2 separate regions of the Homo sapiens genome follow, and region 1 is linked to region 2. Evidence: read pairs that join two places in POLR2A ChIA-PET (ENCODE). Cell type or tissue: OCI-LY7. All regions are shown on one strand.

Region 1 (4,000 bases), 200 kb before region 2:
CAAAAAAAGGGCAGAGAAAAGGAAATGGCCCCCCAGTCCCCCAGCCCAAGGTGAGGGGCAGCCAGGTCGGGTGGGTAATGAGAAGGATTAGACCCAGCTGGGGGTTAGACAGCTACCTGATGGGGATTGTTTTGTCTGTTTTTCTGTTTTTTAAACTTAAAATATATATTTTTCTGTATATGTTTATATTCTCCATTGAGCACCTGACTACACTACAGTTACACGCACGCCCCCGAAGGACACAGCTGGCATCCAGGCCGGGTGCACATGGACACCCACCCTGGCACCAGCAGTGGGCATGGACCACACACACACACTGAGAAAGCGACAAGCAACATGACATTAATTAACGAAGCCATTAATTAATGCATCACCCTCCCCCTCCTCCCAGTCCATCTGAGCCCCATCACTATATCCCCTTGCCCTCAGTTCCCCACTGGCCCCCAGGCTGGGATGCCTTTGGGGGAAATGACCAGAATGAATGGTGTGAAGAGCTGTGCCCAGTCCCCACCTGTGTGTGTGTGTGTGTGTGTGTGTTCAGCAAGGGAGGGACAGTTTGGCCTCCTGCAAGCAGGGAGTGTGTGTGTAGGGGTGGGAAGGAGATAGGGAGTGGGCACAGGCCTGAGTGTGTAAGGGCCAGATTGGCGGAAGGATGGCCCAGCCAGGAGAGACAAAGTCACCCCTGCTAAGGCAAAGGGTGATGTCTGGTGGGGGTTCCTCTGCCGAAAGGTGCAGGCAGTGGCATGTGGTCCCACTGGGGGCCTGACACTAGTGAGAAATGGTTACAATGAGCACCTGGAGAGGTGAGGGGGCACTTGGAGGACACTGGTGGCTAGGGGTGGGACAGAGGGTTCTTCACCCCCTGCCCCAGCATTTGGCACTGTTTGACATTCAGCTTTAGAAATGGGAGGACCAGCCAGGCTGCAGCTCAGATTAGAGGCAGGTGGTGAGCAGGAGATGGAGTGTGCAGGTGCCAACCCTCCCACCAACCCCTCGCCCTGTGTAAGGCTTTGTAAGCCCCTACACCCACCCCACCCCATAGTGTGTGTGTTTGTGCGTGTGCCCAGTGGGGTATGTCGAATGTGAGTCCAGTTTCCATCCTCAATGTTCCAGGTGTATATGGGGTAGTGTCTGAACTGGTATCACTGTGACTATCCTGACACCTGGTGGGCTTGGGGATGTGGCTGTAGGCCTGAAAGGGGCAGGAGCCCATGGGGGCTGCCCCAGAGCCTCTCTCCTGCTAGGATTTAAGCTGGGAGGCACAGGCTTCAAACTGGCCATCTCACCTTCCTCCACTATTCTCACAGAAACCAAGTTTGGGCTTGGGTGGGGCAGAGAGGCCGGGTCAGCTGAGGCAGGGTCCCCCCCAACATAGGCAGCCTCCAGGAAGGGCGGCAGCAGAGGCCTGGTTTTGGCACCAGTGCGTGTGGCCTCCCTGTCCCATCCCACTGGGGGGAGCCCAGCAGGCAAGAAGGGTCTGGGGACACTTGAACAGTTCGGAGGTGAGATGTGATTTGGGTGCCAAACACCTGCGGCGTCCCGCTTTGGGACTCCCCATCCCAAGGCGCAGACCAGACTCTCAGGGCCTGGCCAGCTCAGGTCCTTCAGTGAGGGAGGGACGAGGCTCTAAGGCGGGGAGTGTGGGGCAGGAGGGTGGGAAAGGCGAAGAGGCCGGGTGAGGTGGGAGTGGAGGTGGGGTGGGGCAGGGTGCTCAGAGGCGGCGAGAGGCGTGGACGAGGACTTGAGGCTGCGGCCGGGGCGGCAGGCCCAGGAGGAGCAGCAGTTGCAGGGAGACCAGGACGCCCAGCGACGGCGGGAAGGAGGCCCCGCGGCCACAGTCTGAGGTATCTTCCTGCGGGGAGAGACAAGGAGCTGGTCGGCCTGGGCGGGCGCAAGGCCGCGGGATTTCGGGTCCACCGCCCCCTCTCCTCACTGTCGCGTTGTAGTCGAAGCAGATGTGCGGGCCTCTCCGGTATCGCGGTCTCTGCACTAGCTCACACTGCTCCGGGCCGTCCGCTGGGCATGGGTGGGGAGTCAAGGAGGCGGACGGCGGCGGCGGCACGGAGGGGGCGCGCGGGGCAGAGGGGGAGCGGGCGGCGGGGAGGGCGGGGGCAGGATACAGTGCGTCTCCTTCTGCAGCAGCCGGCCAGCCTCGCACTGGCTGCACAGCGGCTTCTCGGCCACCACAAAGAGAAGATTGGTGTTGGTCAGTCTCTGCGCGTGGAACAGCCTGCGGGCAGCCCGGAAAGGCGGGGCGTTGAGTTTGCCCCGCCCTGACCCACCCCCATCCTGCGGCCCCGCCCCCGGCCGCTCGGAGGCCCCGCCCCTTCCATCCTCCCGAGCGTCTCGCCCCGCTCACAGGTTCCGCCCTTGGCCTCTGGTCCCGCCCCACTGCCAGCACCTGGAGCAGTTTCCGCAGTCGATGATGGCGTTGTAGGAGGCGTTTACCGAGCCGAAGTAGTACTGGGTCTGTTTCATGACGCAGCTGCTCTCGCGCGTCTCGGGGCTCCCCTCGGCCTCCGCGGGGTCTGCGAGGGCCCAGAGCGCCTCAGCTCCGCCCACAGACCCTGGCAAGGTCTCCGGCCTCCCTCAGTCGTAGACCCCACCCTCCCCATGGAGTCGTCTTAGCTCAGATTGGGGACCCGGACTTGAGGAGGCGCCTCCAAAGCCCTACCTACCTGCTTGGAACCAGCTGTGGTAGATGAGGCCGTAGAGAAGCTGCTGGAACAGGGACCTGCAGCGCACGGGGAGCCGAGTGCAGGTGGTCAGCAGAGGACGATGCCATGCCCTACTTCTCTTCTGAGCCCTCCCGGCCAGGGAGCACCTTCTCTACCCACCTCCCGCTCAGGACTCACCAGGCGGCAGCAGAGGTCCACCAGGCCAGGTTAAGGAAATCTGCAACGGTGGGCTGCAGTGGAGAGAGGGGCGTGGACTGCCACTGCTGCCCCTCGCCCTAGGTCACCCCCAGCTTTATCAAATGTCAGAGGTAGGGGGTCATCTGTGGGCAGGTCTCCCAGTCCCCCCCATCTCCAGTCCAGGCATCTCTGGGGACTCACCACAAAGACACCCCGGGGTGCAGCACCCAGGTTGCCAGGGGGCTGAGGGGCACAGGCTGCCTGATAGTCATAGGACTCCTTGCGGGTGTAGAAGGAGTTATTGTAGAGTGCCAGCATCAGGTTGGCATCCACCTCACTGAAGAACCTGCCCACCTGAGGATGTCAGGAGAAAGCCATGGTCACAGGGCTGGCAGTGCTACACCCCTAGAAGGCTCAAATCCCTACTCTCTTCTTTCACTCTCTTCCTGATCCTCACCTGGTCCCACTGATGGTTCTGGTTTGACAGCACCAGGAATCCTCCATCATCAATGAGGACACAGAGTAAGTCCTAGGAGGAAGGGAATGGGGAGGAAAATGGAGAGGGGCTGGGCCCCGGACCTTCCACCGCAGGCAGTCCAGTGGTTCAGAGTTGGGGGGCATCACTCCCCCAGTCCTGGGAAGGCTGTGAAGTCAGGGTGGGGATGTTGAGACCCACAGGCCAAGGGATGTGCTGGGAGTCGCGGCTGGGACTAGGAAGTCTGGAAGTGGGGTAAGCTAGGGTCCAGGGTAGGTTCAGGGCACACACACCTCATTGTTAACCTCGCAGTCCATCTCACAGTGGCTGTTGGGGCCGCACTGCTGGGCAGAGAGTGAGGACCGTAAGCCACCCACCAGTTTTCCTCCCTCCCATCACCTTTCATACATCCGGTTCCCCAGGCCATCTGCAGCTGGCCCTGCCTCCATGTAGGTGTTGGAGCCACTGAGTGGAGGGTTGGTGGGGGTTCCAGGGGACTCCAGGAAGGGCACTGCTGGGTTACTGCCCCCGCCCCTGCCCAAATACCTTCTGAGGCTGGTCTTGGTGGGTACGGTTGCTGGCTAGCACCTTGAACTTCTCAGCCCAAGCCTCTAGGTCCAGCTTGACGCCCACCACTTTGGGGGAGAGCAAGGGACCATCAGTGCTACCT
Region 2 (4,000 bases):
ATAGACTAAGTTTTTTAGATGTTTTTCTGAAGTGCAATCCCTCACCCACTTTCAGGCAGTCATAACTGCCCCCTCTAGCCTGCAGCCTGTGATTACTGCCCTCAGACCAACAGCCTCTCCCAACCCCAGATCCTCATTAGAGCCCAAGACAGGGAGCCGTTTTCAGAAGCAGGTGAGCCCAGTGAAACAATGCAGTGGAGAGAGGAACCGTGCTGTGCGTGCTTCCCTCTTCCCTGCAGTCCCTGAAGATTGAAGGCAGAGAAGATAGCCTACCCTGATGCTCCACTACATACCATGGGGTAGAGGTCGACTTGGAGGGTGGGGCCAGTGTGGACAATCTCATTCTGCCCGCTGTGCTGGGACAGGCACATGTCTGCCCATGGGCACACTCATGCACATGCATGAGGCCTCTCGGCAGGTCTGGGGGGGCTGCATCCTTCCACTTCCATTCCCCTACTTCCTTCCCCCTCAGCTCCCATCCTAGCTTGGCCCCAGTAACATCTGGTTGCCAAGGATGGGTGGCTGGGAGACCTCCTGGACCCTCCGTAGTATGGATGGACCCTGGGTGTGAATTGCCCTTCTCCTGGCATCCTTGCATACTGGACAGTTTCAGCTCCATCTCTGGGCTTCTCAGGGCCCATAACAGATGCTGCCCTACCCTGTCCCTATAACTTGGGTGGTTTCCTCTCCCCACCCCAGAGGAGGCTCCAGATTCCAAAAAACAGGTCTCTCCCTAACAGAGGGAAACCTCCCCTTTCCTCCCCCAATCCCTCCCACTCCGTATCTCCCTCATTTCCTCCACATTAGCGGGGCAGACCCTGATGTGAGGGATCTGGACAGGGGATGAGGAAGCCAGCAGAGGCTCTTGACCTTCTCAGCATGAGGGATGCCCTCTGTGCCAGGGCCCTCAGGTCAGGAGAAGTCAGTGGTCAGAAGTCCAGCCTGGCTAGGGCCCTCTCTTAGAGTCTAAAGTCAGCAGGTGGGTCTGGAGAACAGCTAGGACCTGGCTCAGCCCTCTTGTGTCTTGGCAGGGAAGATCTTCAGAGTAGGTCTTGACAATCAGGGAGTGGGGAGCTCTGTAGGCACCGTGATGGGTCTCTATCAGAAGTCCAGGCTTGTCCCAGGCCACTCACGCATGGATGGCATTGGCCACATCGGTAAACACCAGCCGGCTGGGTCTCTGCAGTGGGCCCTGGGAGGGCAGAGTAGTCTGCAGGAAGACAGGCAGGGGCATCAGAGACCATGGGCAAGGCCATGCACTCACTGGCCTGGTCACCTCCACCCTCACTTCCTGGTGCCTGCTTATGCTTGGCACTAGCAATGGCTTCTGCCTGGAATGCCCTCCCTGCAAGCTCAGCCTACAAATATGACTTGGCTCAGATGACTCCTCCCCAGCTTGCCCTGTCACCTTGGAGGCACTTACTGTGTTGATTTAATTATGCATGCACTGCCTTTTCCCAGTGGGGGATCAGAGGGCTGGACTCTGTATCCCCAGGCCCTAGCACAGGGGCTGGTACAAGGAGGAACATGGGAAACAAGTATCAAGTGGCCAGAAGTCCCAGTGGCTGGGTGGACCAAGGTTCTCAGTGCGAGTTCCTGAATATCCCAAGGGGGCAATATATCTTGACCCAGGTGATGCAGAGCTGGTGGCAAAACCAAAGGGTCTTCAGACTTCCAGCCTGGATTCTTTCTGAGCCCAAGAAGACGCAAAGAGGCTGGATAAGTCAGGGGCAGGCCAGGCCTGCTCATGGTGCTCTGGCCCTTGGGGATTTGGGGAAATGGTGGCAAGTGGTCAGGCAGCCCAGTGGTTACAACAGGATGGCCACACAGGTACCTATCCCTTTGGACACAGGAGGCAAGTTTGGCTGAGATCTTCACATGCCTGGGTCTGTCAGCCACTGGGAATCCACCAGCCTACTCAGAGGTACCGCTGTCCAAGAGTCTAACCCCATCCACAACCCACTCAGGACCACGGACCCTCAGGAAGCAGAGGAACCTGGGGTCCTAGCCGCCAACAGTCTCTCCCATTAGTCCTTTCCTACTTTCCTAACCAGTACGTGGGGGCACATGGGGCAAGAATTAGGATTTTCAATTGTGGAAGAGAACACTGAGGCTCAGAGATGCCAGTGGGGCTCCCAAGATCAGCAGGCTATGGGGCAGAGCCAGGCTGTATCCCAGGACTGCCTTGGCCTGGCCTTGCGCTGTGAGTTTGTGGGTGGCCCCAGAGCAATATGACCACTTTCTGAACAAATCTGGAAAAAGCCGTATACCCAATACCTGCCATCTGACCACAAGGCAGGTGCTAGAAAGCTGCATGAGAAAGGAGGGAGGGTGAGGGTGGAGGACAGAGGATGCTGCAGGCGGGGTGGGGAGCCTGGTCAGTGCCCACCTTGCCCTGCATGGCCTGCACAGAAGTAGCAGCCTGTACAGAGGCGGCGTCCCGCCCATGCTCCAGCAGCTCCTGCTCCAACTCATCTTGTTCCTCCGTGGGGTCGAAGTTGTACATGGGCATGAGCTGGTGGCGTAGCTTCTCCAGCCTGGGGATGGGGGCAAAGGCTGCTGGGGACAGGGCAGGCCCTTCCCCTCCCAGCAGCCCTCCAGGCCCTGCCTCCTGACTAGCTGAGCCACAGCACACAACCATGCTTAGGGCCTTAAGGTTTCCCTTGAAATGGGAAAAAATGACAGACATTTTTGCACCTATAGTACCAGCTCAACCCCTTAAATGGGTAGCCAGGGAGGCAGCAGTTACCCACTCCAGGGTAAGGCCATACGCCAAGTAGCTGTCATCCATGGGCCCCACAGAGATCACCTAGGCTAGGGCCTTGCTGTAATCCACAGCGTCTGAGTCTCAGGTGGGACTGGGGAGCCAGTAGCAGTCAGCTCAGAGCAGCAGGGCAAGGGTGGCTGGGCAGTTGGGTGGGAGTAATCCCAGCCTTCCCCCTCCCTGCCATCCCCAGTCCCAGGATTATACCCAGTTATCTAGAATCCTCACACCTGCCTGCCCTGTGTGTGAGATCCTTGTGCAAGGGGGGCCCTCAACCCTCCCCAAAGGAAAGTGGTCACCCCCAACCATGAATGGGCAGGACAGGCCTTGACTCCCTGATCAGCTTTTCACCCACTTCCTTCGGAGCCCAGCCCAGCACTCCCCATGGCCTCAAGTTTTGGGTGGGATTTGGGTTTGGGTGGGGAATTACCTCTTCTTCTTCCTGATGTACAAAACCTGCAAGAGAAGGAGCAGCATCAAATGGCAAGGAGAGGAGGCCCTGAGGAACCCAGCAGCCCTTCTGGATGGGGACATGCTGAGGCTGATGAACAAGAGACCCGTGGGTCCCCGTCCTAATGACACATACACCACTCCCCCTTCACCTTCATGCCTCTTTTTTTTTTTTTGAGACAGAGTCTTGCTCTGTCACCCAGGCTGGAGTGCAGTGGCACAATCTCGGCTCACTGCAACCTTCGCCTCCAAGGTTCAAGTGATTCTCCTGCCTAAGCCTCCTGAGTAGCTAGGATTACAGGTGTGCACCACCACACCCGGCTAATTTTTGTATTTTTAGTAGAGATGGGGTTTTACCATGTTGGCCAGGCTGGTCTTGAACTCCTGACCTTGTGATCCACCCGCCTCGGCCTCCCAAAGTGCTGGGATTACAGGCGTGAGCCACCACACTGGCCCCATGCCTCCTTTTGACATTGTTAGCTGCAGACAGTGCCCAGACTGAGTCTGGGGACTCAAGAGGCTCCCTCCAGCCTGGGAGCCCACACAGTTAGGCCCGGCCTGGGGACTGGTGGGCCCCACCTATTGGCTGGGCTGCCAATACTAACTGTAGCTCCAGCCACTCAGCACCTGCCTGTGGCTCCCCAGGGCTGAAGAAGAAAGGGAAAACTTCAGCACATTCCCTCCCCTCAACTCTTCCCAGGCTCAAAGCCACATGCAGGCAAAAAGTAAAGGGACCCGGTAAGGTAGCACATGCCTGTAGTCCCAGTTACTCAAGAGGCTGAGGCA

What was found. Peaks named below come from ENCODE experiments on the same cell type or tissue, not always from the same donor. Only the 100,000 strongest peaks of a DNase experiment are listed, where the experiment ranks them.
Region 1: POLR2A ChIA-PET joins it to region 2 with 5 read pairs; 17 of 35 experiments call an interaction of 5 or more read pairs at or near these places.

The regions. Positions count from the first base shown.
Region 1 is chr3:50,362,955-50,366,954 of GRCh38, forward strand. CACNA2D2 (calcium voltage-gated channel auxiliary subunit alpha2delta 2) reads right to left here. Exons shown (of 38, transcript NM_006030.4): 29 at 3,877-3,965; 30 at 3,624-3,671; 31 at 3,313-3,384; 32 at 3,057-3,209; 33 at 2,856-2,908; 34 at 2,679-2,734; 35 at 2,402-2,528; 36 at 2,121-2,230; 37 at 1,934-2,016; 38 at 1-1,852. The coding sequence ends at 1,712. LOC127898564 (CYB561D2-LOC101928965) reads left to right here. Exons shown (of 5, transcript NR_183066.1): 4 at 3,343-3,377. LOC101928965 (a long non-coding RNA gene) reads left to right here and starts at 2,409. Exons shown (of 4, transcript NR_183065.1): 1 at 2,409-2,761; 2 at 3,343-3,377. RefSeq lists enhancers at 1,614-2,195, 2,196-2,779 and a silencer at 2,043-2,292. In OCI-LY7, a CTCF peak has its summit at 2,831; a DNase peak (open chromatin) is centred at 2,387; H3K4me3 peaks cover 1,199 bases.
Region 2 is chr3:50,558,528-50,562,527 of GRCh38, forward strand. C3orf18 (chromosome 3 open reading frame 18) reads right to left here. Exons shown (of 6, transcript NM_016210.5): 4 at 3,195-3,220; 5 at 2,390-2,537; 6 at 1-1,210. The coding sequence ends at 1,130. Among named protein-coding and RNA genes, the nearest start is that of C3orf18, 7.2 kb to the right of the region's middle. In OCI-LY7, no CTCF peak of the experiment used is centred here; no DNase peak of the experiment used is centred here.